2 separate regions of the Homo sapiens genome follow, and region 1 is linked to region 2. Evidence: read pairs that join two places in POLR2A ChIA-PET (ENCODE). Cell type or tissue: IMR-90. All regions are shown on one strand.

What was found. Peaks named below come from ENCODE experiments on the same cell type or tissue, not always from the same donor. Only the 100,000 strongest peaks of a DNase experiment are listed, where the experiment ranks them.
Region 1: POLR2A ChIA-PET joins it to region 2 with 23 read pairs; 2 of 35 experiments call an interaction of 5 or more read pairs at or near these places.

Annotation. Positions count from the first base shown.
Region 1 is chr2:177,225,774-177,233,773 of GRCh38, forward strand. It overlaps NFE2L2 (NFE2 like bZIP transcription factor 2), which reads right to left. Exons shown (of 5, transcript NM_006164.5): 3 at 7,477-7,566; 4 at 6,619-6,810; 5 at 4,535-6,235. The coding sequence ends at 5,012. It also overlaps the pseudogene DNAJC19P5. Among named protein-coding and RNA genes, the nearest start is that of HNRNPA3, 17 kb to the left of the region's middle. In IMR-90, no CTCF peak of the experiment used is centred here; no DNase peak of the experiment used is centred here; H3K27ac peaks cover 846 bases.
Region 2 is chr2:176,012,352-176,020,351 of GRCh38, forward strand. It overlaps the pseudogene LOC107985963. Among named protein-coding and RNA genes, the nearest start is that of LNPK, 14 kb to the left of the region's middle. In IMR-90, no CTCF peak of the experiment used is centred here; no DNase peak of the experiment used is centred here.

The sequences.
Region 1 (8,000 bases), 1.2 Mb after region 2:
TAGCTGAGCGTGGTGGTGGGCACCTGTAGTCCCAGCTACTTGGGAGGCTGAGGCAGGAGAATGGCGTGAACTCAGGAGGTGGAGCTTGCAGTGAGCCAAGATCACACCACTGCACTCCAGCCGGGCAACAGAGCAAGACTCCATCTCAAAAAAAAAAAAAAAAAACATATATATGTATCAAAAGAATTCTGATGGTTTGTCTATTTGAAGTCAGTGGTCTTATTTCTCTCAATAGGTACTGAAAGAAAACTTAATTTGTAGGTTTTTGTTACTCTGATTCTTGTGTCAGATTTTGTTTATCAGTAAGAAATGTAAATACAGAATGTAAAAGCAGTTTTGTGAGCTTGGGCAGGTTACTTGGTTCCTTTTTAATCCCGTGCGCTCTGGCAGATTGGTGTGCCAGCAGGCCCCTTGAATGTTGATTTTTTACATGGTGTGAGATACAAGTGAGATTACTCAAATGTTTCATGAAAATAATTACCAGAATAATAAGTTTATGACTTAATGTACTTGAAACACTAAATTAGGTCTGATGGTGGGTCTGATTTCTAACATTGAAGTTGTGATGTATAAGTGATAATGTGGTTTAAATTGTACTTTAAGACAAGTACAGTGAAATGCCAGTGGTTCATTGCCTGGAATATTGAAGGAAATGTTATGTGTTAGTAAAAATGAAGAAACTTTCTTCCCATCAAAATTGTCAGACCTAAAATCTATACAGGTTAAGAACTCCTGTTTTTAACCTGATTTCCTCCCCCCCACCTCCACACATGCACACACACACTTTTTTTTTGGTAAAATGGATTTATAATTCCCTCCCTTCAGTAAATCAGAAGGTTAAATTCAATAGCTTAAAGAACTTAGTACCTGTCTTATGGACCCTAAAGATAGTGTCTTGGTAATGCTGGATACTGTCTTACAAGGATATCCTGAAGCATACCTAAAATTTTAATGGGTGATAAAAGTTATGTCAATGTCTTAAGCGTTTCTCCCCCACCCCCCAACATAGGATTGAAGTTTTCTTTTGTTTTTTGTTTTTTTGAGACGGAGTCTCGCTCTGTCTCCCAGGCTGGAATGCAGTGGCGCGATCTCTGCTTACTGCAAGCTCCACCTCCCGGGTCCACGCCATTCTCCTGCCTCAGCTTTCCGAGTAGTTGGGACTACAGGCGCCCGCCACCACGCCCGGCTAATTTTTTGTATTTTTAGTAGAGACAGGGTTTCACCGTGTTGAACAGGGTCTCGATCTCCTGACCTCGTGATCCACCCGCCTCAGCCTCCCACCTGGGATTACAGGCGTGAGCCACCACACCCGGCCCTGAAGTTTTCTAGTCTTTAATTTTTTTCAAGTTCTCAAGTGTCAAAACAGCATCAACTGAAAACAAAGTGCCCTGGTAGCTATCATCTTTAAATTGGAATGAGAATTATCTTGTATATATTCTGAGGCTTAGTCACAAATATAGATATGGCAAACATATTTGAGCAGCGCTCCCCTCAAAAACAGGAACTTGGGAAATCTTGGCAAGAAGAAAGGTTTTTATACAAAGTTGTGCAATTACAGTTTGATAGTCAAATTTGAGGACAGTCAGGTATAAAGCTCTCAATTCAAATGCAGATCAAGAGAAATGAACACTTGGTTTTATTAGTCATGGCATAGTTGAGATTTGTTATTTGAAATTTGTAATTTCTCACAATAATTTTTTATTCTTCACTGTAATATTTTTAGGTACCATAAGTTTCTATGGCCAGTTCCCTCGTATGAATTGGTCAGAATACGTTGAAGTTTACTACCAAAGAATGTCTGTTTTTGTCTGCCCAGCAATGCTCTTCCCCCTTCAAATATCAGTCAATGTTAGGTGCTCCAGATAGCTGCTGCTGAGATTCTTGCCACCATCTCTGCACTCACAATTTGGTCTAAGAATAGACAGTTTGTTCAAGACCTGGGATTATGTTCTGAGTTTGGAAAAGTGATGTCTTCTCCCGAGATTCCCCATCACCACACCATCAGAGGAAGGAAGTTCCTTGATAGCACGTGAAAAATATTCAGGACCCCAAATCTTCACACTTGGCTTGGTGTGGTGGCTCCCGTGTAATCCTAGCACTTTGGGAGGCCAAGGCAGGCAGATCACTTGAGGTCAGGAGTTCCATACCACCCTGGTCAACATGGTGAAACCCTGTCTCCACTAAAAATGCAAAAAAAAAAAAAAAAAAAAAAAAAATTTAACCAGGTGGGTGGCAGGTACTTGTAATCCCAGCTACTTGGGAGGCTGAGGCAGGAGAATCACTTGAACCTGGGAAGTGCGGGTTGCAGTGAGCCAAGATTGTGCCACTGCACTCCATCGTGGGTGACAGAGTGGGACTCCATCTCAAGAAAAAAAAAAAATCTTCACATTTGAACCCTTAGATTCATTAGTCCTTGAAGTCATTTTCAATCCTGAACTTTAACAGTGAAATTCTCTAGTAAGCTAATTTGACTGGATTCACTTGTAGCCAAAAAGCATAATACAAGACCAAAGGAAATTGACAAAACACCCATCATTTATGCAATGTTTACTATGAGCTAGGCGCAGTGCTTTTTGTGGGGTGACCCACTGAGTACCACTCTGCTTTATAGATGAGAAAATATGCTTAAGAGGAGGCAGGAGAATGGCGTGAACCCGGGAGGTGGAGCTTGCAGTGAGCCGAGACAGCGCCAATGCACTCCAGCCTGGGTGACAGAGCGAGACTCTGTCTCAAAAAAAAAAAAAAAAAAAAGTGCTAAAGTGAGTTGCTAAACGCCATTCTAGGAATTAGCAGCAAGCCCATGCAGTGTTGCTAGGAGTCTTCACTGAATAGTTACACATGCAGTGCTTATTTTAAACATACTTAATGAATCTCCATTTCCTCACTTTAAAAAGGCAAAACAATATGAACAAGTGAAACCTGCTTAGGTGAAGAAATAATCGATAACTGAATGGCTCGTTGGAAAGCATGCAGATTTTCAAAGGGTTTTGAGGGGACTTGTTTTTGTACACTCTAGTTAACGTCTAATAGATCTCTCGGTATGTCCAAAAAGGAACTGATTTTCCCACGTGGGTCTCCCTCTATCCAGTCTTCTCCATCCTCAGACAACTCAATTCTTAAAGATGTTAAACTTCTTGACTCACATCCATTCTACCAGAAAATCCTTTTAGTTCTCTGAGACATGGCAGAATCCAATGTCCCTGACTACCCCTCTTCTATCACTCTAGACCAAGCTGCCATCATAATGCATGAACCTCTCAATTGGTTTTCTACTCCCATCCTTACCCTCTATACTGTTCTCAACACACAAGCCAGAGGAAATGTTAAAAGTTGTAGCTCTGAGGCATTTTATAGAAAGTTGATACTCATACACATAAAAAGTAGTAGGAACCTAAAATTCATCATACATTGATTTCATTTTTGAGCTTGACGTAGTAAATCCTTAGCTTCATTGATTTGGGTTGCTATATAAGGAGATCCTTCTTTGGGCGATTTAAGATCATATTTGTTACTGAGCATCTCTTATTTTTCCTTTAATGGCAGTAAGGCTTAGAGGTAGTATTGCTGCTTCCCATTTTGTCCTTTTTAGTTCAAGCCCACCTCTCTAATAGCCACCGCTGAAGGCAGATTTTGGTAGACTTTGAAAATCCTGTTTTACTTCAGGCTATATGTGCTTCCTGACTTGCAAAACCTGCAGCAGAAATGGCCAGTCCAGCTGCCACCACTGTACTGACCGTGGCTGCAGCTCAGCTTCTTTCACCTCCATCTGGATTGGTACAGCCACCTGCCACTAACTACACTCCTTTACCAGAAAGCTAGGCAGCCACTGCCAGCAGTCACAAACCCCAGAGGGAACTTTAAAAAAACAGTTGAGTGTTACTCCTGAACAGCACCATTAGCGCCCCACCTCACTTACGTAGACTTACGAGGCTCTGTCATATTCCACCCCCATCCCTTTCTTCAGCCACATTGTCCTTGTTTTTTCTCAAATGTGGTTCAGCCTTTGGACCTGCTGTGTCTTGTCTGCAGTGTTCTTGGCTATGAGAACAGCTTCTCCCACACCTTCAAATGTTGCCACTTCAGTAAGGCTCTTCCCATTTACAGCCTTAAGTTGTGACGCTTTTTACTGGTTTTCCCCGTCCAGTTCCTTCTAACATAGTGGAGTATGCTTGTTACCTCCCCTTCGCTAGAATGCAAGTTCCAGGCCAGGCAGGGATATTGGTTTTGTCCTTTCTACTTCAAACTCTGCCTAGGGTATAGTGGGCGTATGTCTACTGATGGAAATAAATGAATCAGTGCTTTCATGTCAGTGTGTAACATTTTCTTGGGTTTAGATGTACCTGCTATTGAAGAGGCAAAGTATCCTCTTGATATACTTTATTTCTCTGTAACCCTGGTACTAGAAATGTAGTATAAAATTATTTTTATATTTTCAAATAAAACATTCTGAAAATGCAAAACATCTAAATTAAATGGATGATTATCTTATGGAAAATACTGTGTGAATAAACTCAAAGGAATCCCAAACAAATAATTTAACAGTCATAATAATCCTTTATTAGTACCAGCTCTTAAAATTTTTTTTTTTTGCCAGAGCTAAACAATTTAATATAAAAAATGCCATTTTTTGTCCATACAGTATTTATAAAAAAGTACATAGTGGTTAGTTTTGCAATAATTTCTTTTTAGCCAGATGTCATATCATCATATAAATCTATGAATATAACAAATGACATAAGAACAGTATAAATAAGTTTTTGTAGTATTTACACTTACACAGAAACTAGCCCAAATGGTGTCCTAAGAAATTGTTTACAGTTAAAGTGAAACTACTGATTCAACATACTGACACTCCAATGCTTTTTAAAGTTTCGTATTATTTTCTATACTAGTTTTGGCTATGATTTTGCATAGAATTACTTATAAAGTATGAGCATTTCACATCACAGTAGGAGCTTTTAGTATAATAGTACAAAAAAACTAGCTCAGAAAAGGTCAAATCCTCCTAAATCTAGTTTTTCTTAACATCTGGCTTCTTACTTTTGGGAACAAGGAAAACATTGCCATCTCTTGTTTGCTGCAGGGAGTATTCACTAGGAGAATAAGGTTTTCCATCTTCATCACGTAGCATGCTGAAAACTTCGAGATATAAGGTGCTGAGTTGTTTTTTCAGTAGGTGAAGGCTTTTGTCATTTTCTCCTTTTTCTTTGAGCAATTTTTCTTTTTCATCTTTCAAATGATCTAAATCTTGCTCTAGTTCTACTATATTTTCCAGTTTTCTTTTTCTGCAATTCTGAGCAGCCACTTTATTCTTACCCCTCCTACGTATATCCCGAATTAATGCAAGTTGAGCTTCATTGAACTGCTCTTTGGACATCATTTCGTTGAAGTCAACAACAGGGAGGTTAATGATTTTTTCTACAGGGAATGGGATATGGAGAGCTTTTGCCCTAAGTTCATCTCTTGTGAGATGAGCCTCCAAGCGGCTTGAATGTTTGTCTTTTGTGAATGGGGTTTTCCGATGACCAGGACTTACAGGCAATTCTTTCTCTGGTGTGTTCTCACATTGGGCATCATGCACGTGAGTGCTCTGCCCCTGAGATGGTGACAAGGGTTGTACCATATCCCCAGAAGAATGTACTGGTGTTTTAGGACCATTCTGTTTGACACTTCCAGGGGCACTATCTAGCTCTTCCACTTCAGAATCACTGAGGCCAAGTAGTGTGTCTCCATAGCTGGAAGATTCCACTGAGTGTTCTGGTGATGCCACACTGGGACTTGTGTTTAGTGAAATGCCGGAGTCAGAATCATTGAATTCTGCTGTGCTTTCAGGGTGGTTTTGGTTGAAAGCTTTGCAAAGTGATAGATCAGAAACATCAATGGGCCCATTTAGAAGTTCAGAGAGTGAATGGCTTAAAGTAGCAGGTGAGGGCATGCTGTTGCTGATACTGGGCTCAGCTATGAAAGCAGAATAAAATTCATCACCAAAATCTGTGTTGACTGTGGCATCTGAATTTAATGAGTTCACTGTCAACTGGTTGGGGTCTTCTGTGGAGAGGATGCTGCTGAAGGAATCCTCAAAAGCATTAAGAAAATGTGGACTACAGTTACCTACTTCTTTTTCCATTGAGGGTATAGATGAGTAAAAATGATAATTGTCAACTTCTGTCAGTTTGGCTTCTGGACTTGGAACCATGGTAGTCTCAACCAGCTTGTCATTTTCAATATTAAGACACTGCATGAGAAGGAAGTTTATACTATATAAATCAAAGTTAATCCATGATAATACGTGATAAATTTAGATAAACTCCCTACCCACATTATCTTCAGGCTTATCTCTATAATTTATTATCTATAATTCAGAGATAATTCTCATTTCCAATACATATTTACGCCTAAGCGTTATGTATTATTTTCAGAGTTCCCAGATCAGACGTCAGGTTTATAACATTCTATCCTCAAGATGTCCAACCAATTTAACTAGCATGGGCAGTACTCATGACTAAGTTAATAGCACCCTCCAATCCTTCCTATAAATAGGTGGTATATAAATAATCAGAATGACTAAAGGCACTGAATATAAAAAAAATCTCCAGTATTACATTCTATTTTAGTTACCTGTAACTCAGGAATGGATAATAGCTCCTCCCAAACTTGCTCAATGTCCTGTTGCATACCGTCTAAATCAACAGGGGCTACCTGAGCAACAGAAGTTTCAGGTGACTGAGCCTGATTAGTAGCAATGAAGACTGGGCTCTCGATGTGACCGGGAATATCAGGAACAAGTGACTGAAACGTAGCCGAAGAAACCTAAAATTGATAAGGCATTGATTTATGAGTCTTCCACCAACAGGGGATGAGTAAGCTCTAAGGCACCACTACAAAACAAAATGGAATCAGCTGCAGTTCTGTGTCTCTCTACTTACTAACCAGTCATGACCCCGTTTGTAAATAACAAATCTTTTTTTCCTACCCCACTGACTCAAATTTATAATTTGCTGGTCTGTTTCAGCTTAAGCATTTGAAAGTAAACTTTAAAATGCGTAAGTACAATCTTTAGGATTTAGTTTATATAATATCTAGCACAGTGGTACTAGATAAAACAGATTTATTAAAATTGTTAACTGAACAAGTCTTCGTTTATTGCCCAGCTGGCTCTTTACTCACCAAACCTCTTAGATACTTGCAGCAAATGGGTTATTTGTTTCCATGGTTATGCTGTCCATGTTTCTGGCTATGCAATAGTCAATGGTTTTGGTTTTGTATTGTGTGAAGGGTTTTTTTTTTTCTTAATTGTAAAGTTATTTATAGGCTAAGGTTTCCTTGACAAGAGTATTTCCTTGGTTAAAAAATTTCCTCCTAAAAATGTTTTTATTCTTTTAAATGGAGATTCATTGACGGGACTTACATAGAATAGATTGTTATTTTATAGTTATGATGGAGTTTTTCTATTAACCAGGTTATTTTATACCTCACCTCATTGTCATCTACAAACGGGAATGTCTGCGCCAAAAGCTGCATGCAGTCATCAAAGTACAAAGCATCTGATTTGGGAATGTGGGCAACCTGATAAAAGGGAATGACACAAAGGAAAACAAAAATGGTTAAATATTCCATTGCCAAGCTAAATATTCAATAATTGATGTTCATAAAATATTTATAATCAAGTTAAGTAAATATTTATCTTATTTCAGAGATCACTTTGATGCACAATTTGAACTAGACCACATGGGTTCAGATCTTAGCTCCTCCAATTTTCTGAGTGATCTGGGCAAATTATTTAACCTTTGTGAGCTTCAGTTGCTCATCGTAGATAAAACAGGGATAATGGTAACTAATTAATATAGTTGTGTTAATTAAATCAGTCAGTATATGTTCTTAAAACAGTGCTTGCCACACACAGTAACGCCAGTAATCCCTGCTACTTGGTTCTCCTGCTACTACTTCTGTTGCTGCTACTTGATCCTTACAGGATGTTTCTATACTTTACAAAACTCTTT
Region 2 (8,000 bases):
TCGAACCTGGGAGGTGGAGGTTGCAGTGAGCCGAGATCATCACCCCTGCACTCCAGCCTAGGAGACAAAGCAAGACTCCATCTCAGGAAAAAAAAAAAATCAATTGGCTGTATATTTGTGAGTCTAGAAATAGACTCACTCTTCTTTTCATTGATCCATGTTCTCTATTTTTGCCTTTTGCTACACCATGTTGGCTACTATACCTTCGCAGTAAGTCTTGAAATGAAGTAGTATGAGTCCTCCAACTTTGTTCTTGTTAAAAATTGTTTTGGCTAACCTAGTTCTATATGAACTTTTAAATAAACCTCAATTTCTAGAAAACTATCTTGCTGGGATTTTTATTGGGGTTGCATTGATCTATATATCACTTCGAGAAAAATTGGCTTATTAGCAATATTGAGTTGTCCTATCCATGGATACAGTATTTCTATCCATTTATTTAGATCTTTGATTTCCTTTATCATTATTTTGTAGTTTCCAGCATATAAATCCTGCATAGTTTTGCATTTTAAATTTATAGCTAATTATTTCATTTTTGGTACTATTATAAATTATACTGTGTTTTAAATTTTGATTCCCAAATATTTACTGGCAACATTTAGAAATAAAAAATATGTTTATCTTTGTACCTTTTATTTATAATATTACTTTTCTAAAATGATTAATTCATTCTAGGACTCTTTTTATAGATTCCTCGGGGTTTTTTATATAAAAATCACATAGTCTGAACAGAGAGTTTTATATTTTCCTTTCCAAGCTGTATTTTTTTAAAAATCTTGTTTCTTGCCTTGCTGCACTATCTAGTACCTCCAGGATAATGTTGAAAAGGAGTGGTGAAAGCAGACATCCTTGCCTTAAACTCAGTCTTAGGGAGAAAACATTCAATCTTTCACTTGTAATACATTAGATGTAGATCTTTTTATCAGGATAAGGAGGTTTTCTAGTTTGTGGAAAATACTTATCATGAATGGATTTTGAATCTTGTCAAATGCTCTCTCTGCAACTACTGAGATGATCATGTGGTTTTTCTTATTTACTAAGTTGCTATAATGAATGACATTGACTCTCAAATCTTGAACAAGCCTTGTGTTCCTGGAATAAACTCTATGTGGTCATGACATGCTCTTCTTTTTATATATTGTTAGATTCAATTTACTAGTATTTTGTTAAGGATTTCACATCCATGTTTATGGGAATATTGCTCTCTAGTTTCCTTTCTTATTATGGAATGTCTTTGTTTGGTAAATGAGTTGGGAAGTGTTCTCTCCTCCTATTTTCTGAGAGAAAGTGTGACGTATTGGTATTTGTGTTTGGTAGAACTAACCAGCAAAACCAGTTTCATTGTTGGGAAGTTTTTAACTGCAAACTCAAAATCTTCAATAAATGTAAAATAATTCAGATGATTTAGTTCTTGAGTGAGCATTAACAGTTTATGTATTTCAAGAAATTGATTTCTTTCATCAAAGTTGTCAAATTTACTAGCATAAAGTTGTTCACAGTATTCCTTTATTAGCTTTTGTTTGTTTGTTTTGTTTTTTATTTTGTTTGTTTGAGACAGGGTCTCACTCTGTTGCCCAGGCTGGAGTGCAGTGGCGCAATCTCAGCTCACTGCAACCTCCGCCTCCCAGGTTCAAGTGATCCTCCTGCCTCATCCTCCCGAGTAGCTGGGACTACAGGTGTGTGCCACCACACCCAGCTAATTTTTGTATTTTTAGTAGAGACGGGGTTTCGCCATGTTGGCCAGGCTGGTCTTGAACTCCTTACCGCAGGTGATCTGCCCACCTCAGCCTCCCAAAGTGCTGGATTACAGGCATGAGCCACTGTACCCAGCCACTTATTAGCTTTTTAATGTCTGTCATGTCAGAAGGATCAGTGATGACGTCCCTACTTTCTTTTTTTTTCTTTTTTCTTTTTTTCTTTTTTTTTTTTGAGAAAGAATCTCCTTCTGTTGCCCAGGCTGGAGAGCAGTGGTGTGATCTCAGCTCACTGCAGCCTCCGCCTCCTGGGTTCAAATGATTCTCCTGCCTCAGCCTCCCGAGCAGCTGGGACTACAGGCACATGCCACCATACCCGGCTAATTTTTGTATTTTAATAGAGTCGGGGTTTCACCATTTTGGCCAGGCTAGTCTCGAGCTCCTGACCTCAAGTGATCTGCCTGCCTCAGCCTCCCAAAGTGCTAGGATTACAGGCGTGAGCCACCGCTCCCGGCCCTGCTACTTTCATGTTTGATATTGGTGATTTATAGCTTCTCTCTCTCTTTTTCTCAGTCTGGCTAAAGGTTTATCTTTTTTAAAAAATAAGCTTTTTGTTTCATTGATTTTTCTCTATTATTTTTCTACTTGTAATTTCATTGACTTTTGCTTTTCATCATTTCCTTCTATCTGTTTGCTTTGGGTTTAACTTGCTCTTCTCTCATTTCTTAAGTGGAAATTTTGGTCACTGATGTAAGACATACTTATTTTCTAATCTTAGCAATTAATGCTACAGGTTTCTTACTAATCACTGTTTTAGCTCCATCCCCATATTTTGATGTTATATTTTTATTTTCCTTCAATCAAAATGTTTTCTAATTTCCCTTGTGACTTTCTCTTTTACCCATGTTGTATTTAGAAATTGTGTTGTGTGTGTTATATCCAAATATATGGTGATTTTCCAAATATCTTTTTGTGGTTTATTTCTAATTTAATTATTTGATGATCTGAGGTCACGGTTTGTATTATTATTTTTTTTAATTTGTTGTGGCCGGGTGTGGTGGCTCACGCCTGTAATCCCAGCACTTTGGGAAGCCAGGGCACAGATCATCTGAGGTCAGGAGTTCGAGACCAGTCTGGCCAACATGGCCAAACCCCATCTCTATTAAAAATACAAAAATTTGCCAGGTGTGGTGGCACACACCTGTAATCCCAGCTACTCGGGAGGTTGAGGCAGGAAAATCGCTTGAACCCAGGAGGCAGAGGTTGCAGTGATCTGAGATCGCACCATTGCACTCCAGCCTGGGTGACAGAGCGAGACTCCAACTCAGAAAAAAAAAGAAATTTGGGCCAAGCGGGGTGGCTAACGCCTGTAAGCCCAGCACTTTGGGAGGCCGAGGCAGGTGGATTGCTTGAATCAGGAGTTTGAGACCAGCCTGGCCAACATGGTGAAACCCTGTCTCTACTAAAATACAAAAATTAGCTGGGCGTGGTGGTGGGCGCCTGTGATCCCAGCTACTAGGGAGGCTGAGGCAGGAGAATCACTTCTACCCAGGAGGCAGAGGTTGCAGTGAGCCAAGATCGTGCCACTGCACTCCAGTCTGGGCAACAGGGTGAGGCTCTGTGTAAAAAAAAAAAAAAAAAAAAACATTGTTATAGTTTGTTTTATTGGCCAGAATATTGTCTTTCTAGATAAATGTTCCATATACAACATTTGAAAAGAATGTGCATACTAATATTGTTGGGTGGAGTACTCTATAAATGTCAATTAAATATAGTTGGTTTCAAAAGTATTGTTCCAGTCTTTCATATCCTTATAACATTCTGTCAACTTCTATCAATTACTAGGAGGCGGATGTTAAAGTCTTTATATGTAATTGTGGATTTATTGCTACCATGTTTTGCTTTATGTATTTTGAAGCTCTGTTGTTAGGTATAAACACATTTAAGATTGTTATATCTTCTTGGTGAATTCACTGTTTATCATCATGTGATGTTTCTTTATATTCCTGATAGTATTCTTTATTCTAAAGACTATTTTGCCTAACATTAAGATAGCTACTCCAGCATTGTTTTGATTAGTGATTGTGTGGTATACCTTTATTCATACTTTTACTTTAAGCCTATCCTATAGCTTTATACTTGAAGTGGGTTTCTTGTAAACAATATCTAGTCAGGCCTTTTTTATACAATCTTACAATATCTACTTTTTTACAGTTTTTTGTTTGTTTGTTTTTGGTTTTGTTTTTTGAGATGGAGTCTCGCTCTGTCGCCCAGGCTGGAGTGCAGTGGCACGATCTTGGCTCACTGCAAGCTCCGCCTCCCGGGTTCAAACTATTCTCCTTCCTCAGCCTCCTGAGTAGCTGGTATTACAGGTGGGTGCCACCACACCCGGATAATTTTTATATTTTTAGTAGAGACGGGGTTTCACTGTGTTAGCCAGGATGGTTTCGAACTCCTGACCTCATGATCCGCCCGCCTTGGCCTCCCAAAGTGCTGGGATTACAGGCGTAAGCCACCACGCCTGGCCCTTTTTTACAGTTTTATTGAGATATAATTTATATATGCCTTTTGATATTGTCCCACAGGTCCCTGAGGCTTTGCTTATTGATTTTTCAATCTATAATGTGTTTCTCAGATTAGATGCTATCTATTATCTATCTTCAAGTTCATCAACTCTTCCTCTGTCATCTGCAATTTGCTATTGAGCCCATCCAGTGAATTTTTGAGTATGCTATTTTTTAGGTCTAAAATTTTCATTTAGGTTTTTTAAAAATAATTTCTAACTAGGTGGTGGCCACTGCACAAACTAGATTCTGCTCACTCTGGGCCTCACTCCACTTCCTCTGTGACAGATCATATGACACATGATATGTCAAGACATATCATGTCTGACAAACCTGATATGGCTGAGATCAAGAAATTTGATGTCAAAAATAGAAGAAGACAGAATTGCAAGAGAAAAATCCACTGCCTTCCGAAGAAACAATAGAACAGGAGAAGCAGGCAGACAAATCTTACGGAGGCATGCGCCGCCAATATGCACTGTACATTCAACGAGAATTGCCTTCTTATTTTACTTATTTTAGCTGTTAATTTTGTAAGATGCAAAGAGGTTGGATCAACTTTTAAAGGACTTTGCTGCCCTTTTCACATCAAACAATAGAAAACTGCTGACGATGAAGGCCACACCTACCTCTCCCATCTGCTTGTCTGGCTGTCAAGGAAGGAAAATAACTTGCATGTTGGTGAAGGAAGAAGAAGAGTAGGAAGACAGGTAAATCTAGAGTAAAACCAAGCTGCCCCAAGGTGTCCTGCAGGTTCTCAAATGCAGTTTAAATGAAGTTTAATTAGAGTGCCATTTTTCTTGTTCAAATGATTTTAATTATTAGAATGCACAAACTTTATTTTAAAATAAACAGTTTTAGGCTGGACGTGGTGGTTCATGCCTGTAATCCTAACACTTTGGGAGGCTGAAACGGGTGGATCACTTGAGGTCAGGAGTTTGAGACCAGCCTGGCCATCATGGTGAAACCCCACCTCCACTAAAAATACAAAAATTAGCTGGGTGTGGTGGCTCGCACCTGTAATCCCAGCTACTCAGGAGGCTGAGGCAGGAGAATCACTGTTCACATTAAATTATTGTATTTTCATCATTGCTATAGCAGTTAATCTTATTAAATAAAACATAGCAATTTAAATGCACTAAAGTCTTAAGACTTTTCCAGTTAAAGTTTGTTGAGCATGTAGAAATTACTTAGTATCTTAGAGTTCTAGGTGCAAAATATACTTTTTAATATCATTATTTTGGGAGGTTAGTCTTTCTACTCCCTACTCTCCTCTCTACCAGCCTCATCCAGAGAAATAACTCTCTCAAGGTACTGATAAGAGATGCCACAGTCAGGCTAGTCAATGGAGTGAAAGATGTCACTGCCAGATCCCCTGTATAGTGGCACAGACTCCTGGAATTGAAACGGAGCTAGCTTAAGGAGTCATTTAATCCAGACCTCTTTCTTCCTGCAAGGGGTCTGCCTGAAATGTCTAAGACAGATGGTTTGTCCTTAAAATTCACTAGGGACGGAGATTCTACAATATTACTCTGGAGTCTTTTCTAATGTTTAATCACTATTACTGTCAGGTCGGTTTAAGCTCTTTCCTGCTAGTTTTTCCTCTGCAGACATGGAAAACGGTTGAACACCAACCTCTTTATAATCACCTTGCCAATACGCAAAAACAGTTACCATGGTGCCCTTCGGCCTTGTTTTTTCAAAAGCATGTAATTTATCTCCTCTCCATTTTTAACACATCAATATTTTATCTCATTAATCATTTGGGTTAATTTTAATTAAACTCTTTCCATTTGTTATATATCACTTCTAATGTGGCATTACAGTAAGTTCTTAAATTGTAATGTGTTTTATTTTTAATTATTATAGGGTTAGGTAGAACAATACAAGTACTTATTGAGTTTGTTGTACCAGCAAGAAAAGGATAGGCAAATCTCTTGCTCCCACATAGTGTATATTCTAGTAGGAGAAATAAACAATAAAAACTATAAAAATTGATCTATAATATCATATAATGTTATGATAAGAATAAAACATCTTGTATTAACTAGAAAAATGCTAGGCTGCTATGATAGAGACCCAAAAATAATGCAGTTGTTTGAAAAAGAAGTTTGTTTCTCTTACTTAACAGTCCAAGGTAAATGTTCTGGATCATCAAGAAACTGCTCTATGAAGTCATTTGGGGACTCCAGTACTTCTATTATGCTGCATTACCATTCCTAAGATCATTATCATTAGCTCTATACTATAAGCTGAGTCACCCTGAGTTTCAGCCAGCAGGGAGGAGAAAGACAGAATGGATGAGGCTACCCTAGATTCAGAGGTGGCACACATCACTACCCCCGCATTCTGCAAGAAAACATAATTTCATGGCCACACTTGGCAAGGAGGCTGGGAAATGCATGCAATCTAACCACATGCCCAGGAAGTAGAGAATGTATGTAGGGGGAACAGATAGAGTGTTGCAAACACTGTCAATATTTCTCCCCAGTATCTTAAGATCCCCTTTTACCTATTTGTGTGTTTCTGCTTCCAACAACAAACCCCAGGCTGTTTTTCAGAAGACACTGGATCCCACTTGGCCAACATCAGAACATGCCTGGGAATTTACTTTCCCCCATTCCACAATGCCCCCAAGGGGACTGGTTGGCGCAGAACTATGAAAGACCAGCTCCCTTCCCCTCCAGTCAGGACAACTCAGGCATAACTTACCTTTCAGAGCTCCCCTTCAGACACAGGCTGAAGCAGCCCTCTGTGGGGTTAGCCTGAGATCCATACTCGCTTGGCTCTCTTTCTGTCCTGCTTTCCCCACTCCCTTATTGGTTTCTCCCAGGAGTGCTTTCCTAATAAATCACACACGAATCCTCATCTAAGGGCCTGCTTCTAGGAAACCCAATCTAAGGCATGGGATAAAGGGTTAAAGTGTGATAGAAGGTGCTGGATCATTTTTAGTGGCTTCCCACATATTATCAAAAGGAGTATTTGGACAAGTATGAATGACTTTAAGGAAGGAGGCCATTTCTCTTACTGTCTCCTGTCTCCAAAGGAAAGGAGGAAATAAAAACTGAAAAATAACAGACTGATCAGCGCCACTGGCCAGGCCTGTAGGCTAAAGATTAACCCCCACCCGGCAGGCGCCTGTAGTCCCAGCTACCTGGGAGGCTGAGGCGGGAGAATGGCGTGAACCCGGGAGGCGGAGCTTGCAGTGAGCCGAGATGGCGCCACTGCACTCCAGCCTGGGCTACAGAGCGAGACTCTGTCTCAAAAAAAAAAAAAAGAGAGATTAACCCCTACCCTAATCGCTTGTGCTATCTATAGATCACAGACAATGGTATGGAGAAATACTTGCCTTGCTCACCACCCCCACCTAGTCACGTACCCCATGCTTGCTCAATCTATCACAACCCTGTCATGTGCACCCCTTAGAGTTGTAAGCCCTTAAAAGGGCAAGGAACTCTTTCTTCGGGGAGCTCAGTTCTTGAGACGTGTCTGCCGAAGCTCCCGGCCGAAAAAAGCCACTTCCTTCTTTAACCCAGTGTCTGAGGGGTTTTGTCTGCGGCTCGTCCTGCTACAACTTAGCTCATAGATGTCACCACTACTACGGAAAAAAGAAAACTCTAAAATATGTGTTTTAATTGTTTTGCAAGGGTCACATTCACATACACAAACTTAACTTTTGCAATGTGGATATCTACAACCTGCTCAAAAAGTGAATGCAGTGGATCTGCAGTTGTGGAGAGCG